Regions from separate parts of the Homo sapiens genome. Here region 2 is linked to region 1. A link is an interaction called in ENCODE POLR2A ChIA-PET data of the cell type or tissue named here. Cell type or tissue: OCI-LY7. All regions are shown on one strand.

Evidence for each region. Peaks named below come from ENCODE experiments on the same cell type or tissue, not always from the same donor. Only the 100,000 strongest peaks of a DNase experiment are listed, where the experiment ranks them.
Region 2: POLR2A ChIA-PET joins it to region 1 with 5 read pairs; 3 of 35 experiments call an interaction of 5 or more read pairs at or near these places.

The regions. Positions count from the first base shown.
Region 1 is chr18:57,147,867-57,150,366 of GRCh38, forward strand. It overlaps BOD1L2 (biorientation of chromosomes in cell division 1 like 2), which reads left to right. Exons shown (of 1, transcript NM_001257964.2): 1 at 1-2,500. Among named protein-coding and RNA genes, the nearest start is that of BOD1L2, 2.0 kb to the left of the region's middle. In OCI-LY7, no CTCF peak of the experiment used is centred here; no DNase peak of the experiment used is centred here.
Region 2 is chr18:57,425,352-57,427,851 of GRCh38, forward strand. No RefSeq gene overlaps it. Among named protein-coding and RNA genes, the nearest start is that of ONECUT2, 8.8 kb to the right of the region's middle. RefSeq lists a silencer at 1,054-1,103. In OCI-LY7, no CTCF peak of the experiment used is centred here; a DNase peak (open chromatin) is centred at 990; H3K27ac peaks cover 1,469 bases.

The DNA of each region.
Region 1 (2,500 bases):
TTTTTGGTGAAGAAATGGATTCGGTTACATAAGAGTGCAGTTTCAGATTGAAGATAAGCCAAGTTCATCACTGAGCTCAAGATTTCCACCTCGACCATGAGCAGTGACCAGATTGAAAGGGAAGCAAGTTCGCCAGAGAGAAAGTTGACCGTGGCACCCTCCTGCATTGCGCTGCCATTTGGCCAGCCTTTCCAAGGGCATGACACCAAACACACACTACAGAGAGGGAAACACTACCGCGACCCAGGATTGTCCTGAAACAGACATCTATACTTGAACATGGAGACTGCACATGGATTTTAGGGTTTGTGCTCTGAGATAAACGAAAGCTACAGCGAGAGAACATAACCAATCCCAAAGACAATTTCAAAGAACAATGACAGTAAAGGTTAACTGGGAGGAATATTTGACAGTACTTATTTGATATTGTCTCTCAGAGTTGCAAACTAGATTGTACACAACATTAGTGTCAGATAGCTTTGAAGTTGTGACCTTCTTGTACATGAATCTTCTAGCCAGTTTCCTTTCCTTTGTAAGAGATAACAAAGCATGAAACCCTAGAATGAGTGAGAAGTTCAGACATTAGGTATAAGGAAACTCATTTGCAGACTCTCTGTCCAAGAATGCTTCCTGTCTTGCAGGGGCTAGTGAGTCTTGGGTGTGTTTATGTTATGCTCACATTTGTGTTTTATTTGAAAAGTGGATGGTCAATAAATGGCTTATCTTTCAACTGCAACAACAAAAAAGAAATGCAGATTTACATCCTTTTCCTCTTTAAGCTCCGTCAGTTTTCTGATATTTCTAGAAGGTCAGACACCTGGCATGGTTTATGAGGCCCGTGATAATGGGGCCCCTGGTCACCTCTGCTGCCCCGTACACTGTCATTTCTCATATGACAACCATGCCCATGACTATCCTGGACACCCTGTGTTCCCTCTGCTCACTGTGAAGGGAATGCCCTCAACCACTCCTACCCTCCTTTAAGACTCAGCTCCTGAGGAGCCACACATCGTCTAAGCAGGAGTGACAGACTCCTTCCTCTGTGCTCCCATAGATCTCATAAGGGATGACCACACTTACTATAGTAGCTAGGTCTGACGAAGCACTTGCTCTATTGCTCTACAGCTGGCAGTGTACTAAACGCTTAACTTCGCTTACCGTAGTAAGTCCTCATGATCTAATTGAAGAAATCGTATCTTTATTCCCATTTTTATTCCCATTTATAAATGTAGAAACCAAAGCTCAGACACTGCCTAAGTGGTGGGGCTGGGGCTGAGCCTGTATTGAGCACAGAGCCCTCACTTTTAACCCTTTTAACCATGCTTTTAGCCACACCACCTCACCACAGTGAACTGTCTTTGCTTACAGATCTGTCATCCCCACTTAAATGTGAGCTTCCTCCAGGGCAGGGATTTGCTTTGTTCATTTCTTTTCCTTAACCCCAGGACCTAGCACATCACAGGAGCTCAGCAATTTGTAGAAAGAAACCAGTTCTGGATTTGTCTTTTCCAACATTTAATTTCTCAGATGGCAGTATTTATCATCTAAAAAGTGAACAAAAATTAATTTTGCATCTAGTGTCTACATGTCTAAGCAAGAAAGAGCTTTCTTATCCCTGGAGGTATTTTATCTGTAATGTTTACCTATGAGCTATTTTAAATGATTCTTCAAAATTTAGAGTCCAGAAGGTAGAAGACCATGTCCTTTCTGAAAATGTCCCTTCCTTTCCCAGGTACCAGGCTCTTTTTAAAATTAGCTTCTGAATATGAACAACCCAGCTCTTTAAAGTTTAATGTCCCAGCCATTTTAATTGTTTCTTTCGAAGTACAAAAGAGCAGCTGGGCCACATCGGCACTAATCACTTGCCAACTTTCCTTTTTACAAAAACAGCTAAGCTCTTTCTGAGATTTAAAATCACTCCATCTGAGACCCCAGCTTGGCACCTATCTTTGCACTAACATAAAAGGAACCTAATTTCTGCTTTTAAGAAATGTGTTGCGGAAGTGATTTTTGGTTTGGGGTTTGTTCTCCTTCTTCTTTTTAAAAATAACGTAATAAAGTGTAATACAACTTTTAAAGTTTTTTTTTTCCTTTACCAGTTCTCTATTCTCCTTTTCTACTTGAATTGTCCTGAGACAGGTTGCCAGATAAAATACAGGTTGCTCAGCAAATGTGAATTTCAGAGAAACAACAGATACTCTCCTAGGGCATGGACCGTGCAATATTTGAAACATACTTGTATTAAAAAGTTATTTGTTGTTTATTTGAAATTCAAATTTACTGGGGCCCCATGCTTTAGTTTGCCAAATCTGCCAACCATAGCCTGAATGCTTCCCGTTCCCACCATGAGTTTGGCAAATGGAAAATGCTAACCTATGCGATGGACACTGCTGTATTCTGAAAATGAATATGTAAATAAATCAAACTACCGTGACTTGAGAGAGCTCATTACGTGCGTGCGTGCATGCCTGCCCACTGGTCCCTGCTAAATAATTCCCTT
Region 2 (2,500 bases), 280 kb after region 1:
GCATGATCTTGGCTTTGTTCCTATTCCTAGTCTCCCTTGGAACTAGGAATTGGTTCCTGCTTCACTCTCCTGCCTTCCTATCACTTCTTCCTCATTTATTCTTCCTGAATTATTTGGTTTCTTCCTCAGACGTTCTTTCCTACTTTTTTGTCTAAGGCAGCTTCTGTTGCTTGCAACCAAAAATTCTAATAGGCACATAGTAGGCACTCAAATAAGTCTTAAATGAAAATAAAATTAATGAATTATTATCATAATTTTTGTAGAACACTTCACAATTTCCAAGCACTCTCTCGTATCCTAATTACTGCACCTGGTCACTGTCTCATTTGTCTTCCAGTTAAGTTATAATATTTAACAAGGGCAAATCCTTCTTGATGCAAGAGTCAAGTTAAAGAAAATTTTAAAAATCTAAACCAGGCTTAGACGTGATTTTTTCCAAAGTATGCTACGCAATCTCATGGTATTAGGTACCACTATGAATGGTATCATTTAAGTAAAAAGGAAGCCCTAAAAAATGAAATTTAGAATACCAACTGGGGAGTAAAAGCTGGAAAGTATAGGGCATGAAATAAAGTTTAAAACTTTTTGAAGGAGGCTGGGTGTGGTGGCTCATGCCTGTAATCCCAGCACTTTGGGAGGCTGAGGTGGGTGGATCACCTGAGGTCAGGAGTTGGAGACCAGTCTGGCCAACATGGTGAAACCCCATCTCTACTAAAAATACAAAAATTAGCCAGGCATGGTGGCACGTGCCTGTAATCCCAGCTACTCAGGAGGCTAACGAACGGGAGGTGGAGGTTGCAGTGAGCCCAGATTGTACCACTGCACTCCAGTCTGGGCAACAGAGCGAGACACTGTCTCAAAAAAAAAAAAAAAAAACTTTTTTAAGGAAATTTGATATGCAAATAGTTGCACAGAAGAGATGTAGAAGTGATAACTGAAACTTCAAATATGAGCTGGCATTCGCCAGATGAAATAGCATCAAAGAGCTCTAGAAAAGAGCACTGAAACTTCAGATAGGAAGTTCACCCACCACTCTACCAGGTGCAGTGGGGTAGAAACGGTTCAGTGTAGAGGTCTAGAAATGAGCACTGAAACTTCAGATAGGAGCTGGCATTCACCAGGTACAGTGGAGGTAGAAGTGGTTCAGACGCTGAAGGAGCAACATCTACAAAGGCAAAAACTATGTCCCTTCAAAACACAAAGAATATTTGCTTTAATCATATGGCTCTAACCAAGGGGGGGAGGGTTGTGAATTCTTAAAAATATCTTCACCCACCCCATCTCACTTTACTAGAAATTGAAGTCAACCATAACCCACACCGTTCTCCAAGAATTAAATGGGAAATTTTATAATTACAAATGGTATTTCAAAACTTGATGTTTCAGAATTCCCTTAATAATTCCACTACCTTGTTATCAAATTATGTTGATAAGGTAAAGAATTTGACACAGGGCATCCTATTTGGTCTCTGTCAACACGAAGCCCCCAAACCAGGTTTCCTCAGTCTGATAGTTGGAAAACAGTTACAAAATCCATTAGTCCATCTCAGTAAGGGAGAGAGGAACAGCCATTTTGTGTGCAGTGACCTATCCTCAGCCCCATGGACTATGTAGCAGGAGATGTAGTGGCGAGGTTCCTTTTTTACTCTCTATATCTGATCTCCAAGGAGTCAGTGCTCAACTCTTTCCAGGATAAAGTCTGAAGAACACATTTCACCAATAAAAAAAGATAGTAAATACTTGAGTCGTTTCAGAGAGAGAAAAATATGAAACACTGAAGATGAAGCGCTTAAATCTTTAATGTTTTTGGACAACACAGTCTATATGTTTTCTGCATAATGTATCATTTCTTTAAACTATAGTATTAAAAATAATTTCAAATTGTAATGAAAAGTCATTTGGCTTTAAAACCACCCAGGAAGAGGATATAAAATGCGTATACCAAAAGACTATGATGCGGCTTCCAGTGTTTTTCTGATATAGATCATAATAATTTAAAAAGGCTTTTGTCAGGCTGTCTGAATACATCAAATACTTTCTCATTTCTGTGTCGGCTGTGAAGCTCTAACTATAGTGGCTTCTCTAGCAGGTATTCTCCGCACAACTGTGCCAAATCGTTCTGAGGACACCCAGATTCTCCTCCTTCTCAAAACAGACATTCCTGACTGGGTCCTAGGGCAGGGAGAGGGGCGTTGGACCCCTACTGCCCTCTGGGTTCTCCGAGCACCAGGACTTGTTGCTCCGGCGGGAACTCGCGCGGATCCACCGGCTCGGCACATCCTGCCTACAAGTAGGGCGGCGTGTGCTAGGAGCCGGGCCCCGGGCCGAGTCGTCCGTGCCGCAGCGGAGAGCTCCGACCGGCGCGGCCCCACCATCCGCTGACCTTCGCCCGGTCCGGCCTGGAGCCCGGCCGCGGCCTCCCTAGGCCTCTCTAGGCCGGGCGCCGGTTCAGCGAGGACCGGAAGCGCCCGCCGTCCGCCCTTCCGCCTCCAGGCCGCGG